Regions from separate parts of the Mus musculus genome. Here region 2 is linked to region 1. The links are chromatin loops, found by intact Hi-C in ENCODE. Cell type or tissue: heart. All regions are shown on one strand. Each heading gives the region's core, and the rest is flanking DNA. Links, peaks and the distances in the headings are about the cores only. Region 1 holds the start of Frmd6 (FERM domain containing 6). Region 2 overlaps Gm24474 (a long non-coding RNA gene).

Region 1 (4,391 bases), core at 102-4,101:
GCCCGTGTTGCTTTCGGGTATTTTCCTGTAAAGCTCGGGGTATCTCAAATCTACACCCTCAGACTGTGTATCTGAAACTGATGTCTTAACCCCTGCTAACCCCAAAAAGGAAGCGATGGGAAAGTCAGAAGATTTGCCTGGCTCAAAATGTTTTGAGCCCTGCAAGAGCTGTGACTGTGTCAGATCGCAGGTATTTCTGTAAGCCACTCAAAGCTGGTAGGTGGGCGGGGAAAGGGGGGGTAGTTCTTATTACAGTCAGTCTGCTTTCTGGAGAAGATATCCTGCAGATAACTTGATATAGGATATCCCCGGGGGGACCCTCGCCATCCAATAATCTACCAGAGGTCTCCTTTACTATAAAATATTAAGTGAGTATGTTTATAAACATACCCTCCCCTTAAAACCCTCACATTTCCATGTCAACCACCTCCAGTTGTGGAGTATTCTCATTTTTAACGTAAAACTATAATTTCTCAAAACCACACCCAAGGAAAATGATTAGGTGCTAGAAGTTTTACTACAAAGGACCGAAGCAAAAGGCATCTGTTTTCCTGCTCCATTCTGCTCTCTTCCCCTCCCCCACTCTCCATCCTGCAAGCCATTTGTAGGTCTTGGCTGTTACAACTTTCTACAGCACTCTCAATGCTCTAGATTCGGGATAAGAGAAAACAAACAAACAAAAACTCTTTTTGTCCTTTCAACAAAGTCGGGCCTAAATTTATGCTCTGTTCTTAAGAAAACTCAAAAGTCACAGGCCTTTTAAATGACAGATGTATTACGGAAAATTTTCCCCACAGAGTTTTTGATGCTGTGAAATATCAACTCCCTGAAACCACAGAAAGGAAATGACTTACATTCTTGGAAAATGAAGCCACTAGCAGTTTTCTCCAAAAGCATTCTCTAATCCCCAAACTACACACTGTGGCAACAGTGGGTATTTCGTGCAAAAACTAAATGTAGGTGGATGCTTCGAAGACCGGTAAACAAACACCACTCGGTCCAAAGAAAGGGGGGAATCATGCGTGGAAAATCTGGCAAGGTACGCTTTCCCTTCCACGTTCAAACGCGCCGAGAATCCTTGCACAAGTTTTCCTTCCTCGCAGTGGGCACTACACAGCTCCCGGGGTGCAATGCTAGCAAAACAGACTGGCCGCTTATATAAATAAATAAACAAATCCCCCAAAGGTGTAAGGGGGCCACTGAGCCAGAATTTCTTCCGACACTAGCCACACAACTGTACGGTCTGAAAATTGTTCCAGCTTTTATCTCAACTTTAAATGTGCTTGCTTTGACAGCTTTCCATCCATTCCTGCCTTTAAGAAAGCGCTCCACCATCAGGCTAAGCCATTCTAGAACTCCAAGTGTTGTTTAAATCCTGTAGACTTCACTTGGGTGGCCCCGAGCTGTCCACATCCCCGCTTTCCCGGAGGGGAGGCTAGTGGTCTCCTTTACCTGGTCGTGTTAAGTTCCTCCAGAAACCAAAATTCTGCAGGCCGCACCCGGGACTCGTGTGTCCCCAAGGCCCCCTTCAGGGTTTCCCACACTAGGCACTGGCGGGGATACCGGACAGACGCGCTGGGGTGCCTTCCCGAAGTGGGCTGTCCGGCCTGCGCGCACAACAGGCAATACCGCACATCGCTCGGGTACGCGGGACTCACGGCTCGTCCCAGCTAGTTACGGACGGGGCGCTACAGGCAGGCACCCCTCGAGCCAGAGTCTCGGAGATCGGGGCGCAGGAACGCAGAGCCCAGCCCCCTAGCTCCGCGCTTCCCTCGCGGCCGAGGCTGCCCGGGGGCCCCGGGCCTCCCGCCCCGGCGTGGGCGAGCTCCAACTCGCGGAGAGGCGACCTGCCCGCCCGGTGCCCGACGCCCAGAGCCCCGTGAGAAAGAAGAAAGACGCCGAGAGCGGCAAAGCCGGGAATCGCACTTTAGACCAGCAGGGGGCACAGCGGCGGCCAGGGCGCGCCGTCCCAGAAAGGGGGCCAGCAGGCCGGCGCCCGCTCCCGCGCGTACCTCCAAAGTCGACAGCGCCAGGCTTCCGACTCACAACCGGCGTCTGCTCCAGCGGCGCCGAGCCTACTCGCAGCTCCCAGCACTCCTGCTGCCGCCAGACCAACGCTGCAGCTGCCCCGCCCCCCGCCCACGCCTTCCGCTCCGCCCCCTCGAGTTCACGCCCACGGCCCGCCCGAGACACGCCCTCCCTGCTCGAGGCCCCGCCCCGCCCCAAATTGAAGGCGGAGACCGAGCAGCGGAAGAAGCAGAGAGCTGGGGTGATCGCGGCTGCACGTGGAGCGCTGCCCCCCCCCGCCCCGCCCCGCTCCGCCCCGGACCCAACCAAGAGTCCTGCGGAGGGGTGAAGAGACCCAGGGACCAGGGGACGCGGGTGACATCGGATAACCGAGTCGGGCTCAAGTGGGTTATATAGAGTGAGATATGCTTTGCATGCCTTTCCCAAAGGGACAGAGGCTTCGGTGCGAGGGTAATAGACTGTCCGCCCTCCCCTCCTTCGGAATGGTCCCCTTCTCCGCTCATGCCCCCCCCCCCCCCATCCTCCCGCACACCCTAGTCCCTAGCCTCTCCCTCACAGGCCTAGACGGGTTACCTGGGGGTGGTTGTTTTACGTGAGCTGCGGCTTAATAAATCTGAACTGGGGCGGCCCCTGCGAGAAGAGGAGATTTCGTGATTCCTCTATCCCCCTCCCGTCAGGCGCCCACTTCGACCTCACGGTTTTTATCCTGCATGTGGGCTGTGAGTGCCGCCTAAGCCCATCCGCCCCCGCTCAGTCTGTCTCCCCAGGTTGAAACAGCCGCTGCCTGTGGCCCTCAAAATGATGTGTACCCTTGGTGAAGGTTGCCGGCTTGGCTGTGAGCAGTGCAAAAGACAGCCCTAGAAGATTTCAATAACCCCAAAGATCCCAAGAGGAATGGAGGGTTCTTTGCTCCTTTTGGTAGTCGGGTAAAGAAGCGAAGTCCACTTGTTTGTGCTGCACCTATCTGGACCTGCTTAGGTGTCTAGCAGCTTAAGTGTGTGTGTGTGGTGGGGGCACTGCCACCCACAGTTACAAGCTTCTAAGTGTTTTGTGGATGGTGCTGCTCCAGTGAGGAGAATCTGAGATTCTAGCTTTTTCATGTAGGTGCAGACACCTGAGGAAGAACACTTGATACCCCATAGAAGCTGTATTTGAAATAGCTGATTGCTGTGATTAAACACCAAACCAAACCAAAGCGTTTATTTCTGCACACAGCTCTCAAGTCACACTGCGTCGCTGAGGGAAATCAAGACAAGAACTCAATGCAGAAACCCGGCATGGCCGTGGAAAAGTGTTTCTTACCGGCCAGGCTCAGCTTGCTTCTTTATGTATGTAGGACCACCAAGCCAGGGACTGTAGCCCCTCTCCCTTCCATGTGAGCTGGGCCCTTTGACATCAATCATCAATTAGAAAATTCACCAAAGGCCAGTGTGGTTGGGGGCAGGTCTCAAGAGTTGAAGTTCCCTCTTCCCAAATAATCTAGCTTGTGTCAAATTGACATAAAAACTAGCCAGCCAGCCTGGTGGGCCATGGTGGCGCAGACCTTTAATCCCAACCCACAGGAGGCAGAGATGGGCAGGTGGATCTCTGAGTTTGAGGCCAGCCTGGTCTACAGAGTGAGTTCCAGGACAGCCAGGACTACACAGAGAAACCTTGTCTTGGAAACAAAACAAAACAAACAAAAGACTCCAAAACAACTATCCAGCAGACCTTTCAATTGCCTTTCCATTTTGGAGACCGTGAATAGTAAGTTGTTGCTGGCTTCCACAAGTGTGAGCACGTACAAAAAAAGATATTTTTCTCTCTTTTTATATTTACTCCGGATGAGTGCAAATTGGGTATTAATTGGTAATCAACTGCTGTCTAATGAGATAAACCAGCATACAAACAAGAAACATAGTACTATTTTGGAAAAAAGTTTCCTAAATCTGACTTATTTTCAGGTTTCATATATGAGAATCTAGCAGAGAAAAAAACCCCAGCATATTGTTAGACTGTGAAACATAACTGTGATTATAAAGCAATTAGGTAACCCAAAGAGCAAAGTATCTTATGGAGCTTTTTTTAAAAAAAGAAAGTGTGAGATCAGACTTATTGTCCAGGGCTAGATTGTGGTAAAATTTACTATGTGAAATTTTTTTTTTCTGAATTGTAATGGTCATATTAACAGTGTGAAGACCACAATAATCACTCTTACATGATATATTTTTGTAAACCATTTCAAGCTATCTAAGTTGGTTTTATAAACTTTATAAAATGCCCCTTGGAAGCAGCATGCAGCCAACTAAAGGGGACTGAGAAAGGATGTGTTTCTTATCACAGGATGGGCTCTTAATGTGCTCCTTACAATGAAGAATGCAGCA
Region 2 (4,391 bases), core at 298-4,297, 170 kb after region 1:
TCAACTGTGTTTGTAAACCATGGCACCAGATTCCCAAGTTGCAACTGTGTTCCCTCACGGCTCTGCAACTTTTCAAGGCCTTGACAGTAACTTGGCCCTGACTCTTTCTCAACTCTGCTTGCCAACCTCCGATGACAGCTCAGCTTGGCTGTTGCCACAGCCTTCCCTCTAGCCTCCCTGAGTTGGGCTTCCTGCCCACCAGCTTGCATCTCAGGACAGTCTCTTCCTGGTCCCATCCCTCTCTCAATCAAGATTAGACAATGCATTGTTGGAGCCTATCAAATCCAAACACCCTTGCCCGACTTGTAAAGCTTCCATAGTCTCACTGCACCCATCTCCATTTTCTTCCTCAGAAAGGTCAATCCACTCCCACTGAACCATGAGGCTCTTCTCTCCAGTGGCAGCACTCCTTTCCAGCTGTCATTTCCCACCTCAGATGACCCCTTTCTTGTTTAGGTCCCCAGCTAGTTGTATTTTACCTAACACACAAAAAAAAGCCCAGTTCGAGTCTAAACTCTCTAAACAAATGGTCCCTACCTCTTCACTATGCACTGGTCACTTCTTTCTTTCTTATTGTGTGTACAAATAAACAATGGCATGCATAACAGTCGTGACGAGCCAACTTCTGCTGGACACTTCTTATGTGTCACGCTTTCTTGGGAAAAGCAACTTTATTATTTTTGATTACAGATGGAGAAACACGGGCCCAGGGGAAACAACGCAGCCAGGGTAACACCTGTGAGCTATTTGTTTCTCCCGTGCATTGCTTCATTCGCTCTCCACTGAGAGTGGAGACAAAGCTCAATGTTTCTTACAGAGCTGGGATGAGGCAGTGAGTCTACTATAAGGTATTGGTTCTGCTGGTCATTGATACACGCAAGTGATATACATCTTTTAAAATGCTTACCCGACAGGAGTTGTCTCATTTATCAAATGAGCAAATATCTGCTTTACAAAGAAGTCCTTTGGAGCCCAGAGATGAACAGTTAGTGGGAAACCATAATCTATAAATTCCCCTGTGTTATTTTATACGCTCCACATATGCTTGAAGTGTTTAAGATGGCATTCCATAGAGTTGTCAAGAACTATTAATGGGATTGGGTGGCATTTTAGGAGGGTCACTGGGCAGGGGCAGAGGTCACTGGCCAACATCTTGATTTTCTGATTTTGTTTTTCAAAATTACATGGCAGCAAGATTTTCTAAGAAGCAACCACATTTTTGTAGCACAGTATTAGAGTTTTCTTCATATCTCTTCCAATATATTTTTTTCTTTTAACAATCAAGGGAAGTAGAGAGATAAATTCAAAAAAGACAAATATCACAGTGTAACCATAAAGGAAGGAGGGAAAGGATCGAAGTTTAGATGAACATTTAACATTTATGACAATCACTCGCTTTTGTCCCTATACCTATTCTAGTTAACCGTGTACAAGCAAGAATTCATGAGATTTCCCCTTCTCCTACTTCAAATCAAAGCTTCACTAAAGGCCAAAATCATAGAGGAGAAACATTCTGTTTCAAGATTCTCAGCTTGTCTCAACTGTAGTTTATGAATTCCCAAGAAAACTCATAAGGAACTGGCAGTTGTAAACTGATACATCAGCTGAGAAGACAGATTCCATCCTACTTTGACTGTCTACTGACTAATGTTCCCTTTCACCCATGCTAAGAATTTTTCTAACTGATCAAAAAAGATCAGATGAGGAAAAAGAAAAGCATTTATAGACCTTGTTTCTTTGGTTTTCTTTCTGAAATTTTTTTCATTATTTGTTTTGTGTGTGTGTGTGTGTGTGTGTGTGTGTGTGTGTGTGTGTGTGTGTGTGTGTTTGTGTGTGCATACCCTGCTGAGTGTAGGTATGTGCACTGTGTGCATGCAGATGCCCTCCAAGGCCAGAAGAGGGCGCTGTATCTCCCGGAACTGCAGTGAGAGGCAGCAGTGAGCACCCAGTGTGTGTTTGGAACTGAAGGCAGCCCTGAGTGCTCCTAACTACTGCTCTGTCGATCCAGCCCCTCTATGTAGTTTCTTCTGGCCCCAGCTTATTGGGATCCCTTCACTTTTAATTGATGGTAGACCTTTCCATCTGATCTGGTAGTAATCTCAGTTTAGAAATAAACTGGGTTTCAAACTTAAAGCCACTTAGAGAAAAGAGTATTTCTTGGTAAATGGTAACATTTTGTATTTTTTTCCCAATTATAAAATAACATCAGCTCATTATGGAAAACTTGAACTACAAGTTCTTTATCCTTATTTATCAATTTCTTTGTGTGTGATTTTAGCTTTCCAGATCTAAATAAACCCCATTTCCCATGGTACACATTAGCACTTAATGTACAGTTTAGAAACATTTGAGATACTTATTTTGTATTTTATGTAGATCAGAGTGATCATTAGAGACATTTTTTCTACCTCCCTCCCTCTTTCTGCCATCTGCCTGTCTCTCAGTCTCTGTCTCCATCTTTCTCTCTCTGTCTCCTTGTCTCTGTCTCCATCTCTGTCTCTACCTGTCTCTGTCTCTGTTTCTCCGCCTCTCTCTGTCTGTCTCTGTCTCTCTCTGTCTTTCCCCCTCTCTCTTGTAAATCTGAAAATGAATTTGCAGAGCCTCTCTGCATGCTAACCCTACCAGTAACCTGGAATTCTCAACTATAATCCTGTTTCTTACAGCAGCATTTAGCTGCTATCAGTTCTCCCGCTGGTAAACTGCTCATTTCAAAGATTCTTTAGCATGAAACTTCAACACATTATAAAGTATGCCTCTATGGGCGTCTGGCAATTTTAATTTTCTCCCAGATGGTCTTCGGCTCAGGCTGCCTTCTACTGTTTCTGGCCATTGTTCCCTGCACCCTGTTCAGGTTGTTCACTAGGAATGCATGTAATTCCTATGGGTGTTCACTGTCACCTCCCTTGGCTCTCATACTCCAGGCTGTGGAGTGAAGTCTGCTTTAGCAGCTGCCTCCAAACCCTTTTCTTTCTGCTCTCATGGTTTGGGTCGGGTGGCTACCTTTCTTCCTTTATCCCACCCTTCCCCTGAGGGCCTCGTTCTCTCTCCTGCCTGTAAATCATCTTAGAGATACAAAACTATCTATCCTGAGATGAATCCTTTCCTGAAGAAATTTACTTACAGAGATACCATGCTGCTTTGGTCAAAGCCTTCTTTTTCCGTATCTGGAACTGCCCATCTCTCAGGGGCCATTTGAGCATTCCCCACCTATACCTATTGGAAAAGAGAACTCTATGTTCAGAGAGTGCTGGGGAAGCAGTCATACCTCCTTACTTTCTTCTGAACACCCAGAAAGCAGACCAGAGAGGAAGCTGGTGCGCATCCTCCTTTCGGGCTCTACAACACACCTTCCCAGCTCAAATATCTGATCACGATACTGGAGTTTCTAGCAATGGTTTCTGGGCTGTAAAGGGGTGGGGGATGAGAGGCACTCTGCTGTTGTATTTTAGAGAGGTGTATAGGGGGACGCACCAGTCCCCCATCACAGCTCTTTTCATTACACAGCAAGCCATTCTAGCAGGTGATACTCATCTTCCTGTCTTGGCTGTGGTTGAGGAGCCATGGTCTCTGACTAGAGATGGAAAGGGAGACAGAGGGACAGGGGTAGGGAAAAGAAACTGAGTTTTGTTCCATTTATTTTGGAAGACAATCTATTCTTCTCTGGACTATTTATTGTCCTGTCCAGGTCAGAATCAAGGTCATATATAGAATGATCTTGTAGAGTATAAACAATGGGTCCAGGTTCCCACTATCTTTCAGCACCATTGGGCTTCTCTGGTTTGGGAGGGTAAGGGTATGTGGAATGGACTTGCAAGGCCATGCCTCTCGGTTCATCCTGTTAACAGCTACACCGTAGACAGTGTCTGTAGGCGTCAGCATATGTCTTTTGTCCATCTTAAATTAAGTCAGTTATTCTTGTTTTTGTGTTTCTTGGGCATCTCAGCAAAAAAAAATCTTGTGTTTCAGTTGTCACCTGCCTTGACTTAATAAGTCTGTCAATAAGACATTGAATACTGGAAGCTAGGACGCTACAGATAATCCATAACACATCTCTATTTTAAATTCAACACAAAGGGAAACAGATTTCCTTATTCACACATAGCTTTAAAGAAGAGGGATAATTCAGAACGTGTAATAGCACCATGATGAATCATGTTAGCTATTGAAAAGTACAGAAAATGACAGGATTCCCACAGAGGCTGCACCTCTCCAGCATCCTGGGCATGAGCGCACTCAGAAACTAGAAATATCAGTTTAGAATGGATGAAATTCATCTCCAGCAGAGCTGCTCCTGATAACGTGTTTCCCCAGTTCCACAGCCAGAACAAATTAATCCTGCAATAGAACCAAGAAAAACAATGTATCTCATACCTGGTCAAGAGACAGAAATA

The links. Hi-C counts contacts between places; a loop is a spot of excess contacts. Peaks named below come from ENCODE experiments on the same cell type or tissue, not always from the same donor. Only the 100,000 strongest peaks of a DNase experiment are listed, where the experiment ranks them.
Region 2: it touches region 1 in a loop (2.2-fold over the local background); 4 of 42 quality-filtered maps call a loop at or near these places.

Annotation. Positions count from the first base shown.
Region 1 is chr12:70,823,195-70,827,585 of GRCm38, reverse strand. It overlaps Frmd6 (FERM domain containing 6), which reads right to left and starts at 2,072. Exons shown (of 14, transcript NM_028127.3): 1 at 2,013-2,072. In heart, for the core only: a CTCF peak has its summit at 1,944 (motif pointing right); DNase peaks (open chromatin) are centred at 1,095, 2,125 and 2,615; H3K4me3 peaks cover 3,278 bases; H3K27ac peaks cover 3,496 bases.
Region 2 is chr12:70,650,449-70,654,839 of GRCm38, reverse strand. Gm24474 (a long non-coding RNA gene) reads right to left here. Exons shown (of 2, transcript XR_381651.4): 2 at 4,133-4,335. Among named protein-coding and RNA genes, the nearest start is that of Gm24474, 2.9 kb to the right of the region's middle. In heart, for the core only: a CTCF peak has its summit at 1,923 (motif pointing right); a DNase peak (open chromatin) is centred at 699; H3K27ac peaks cover 995 bases.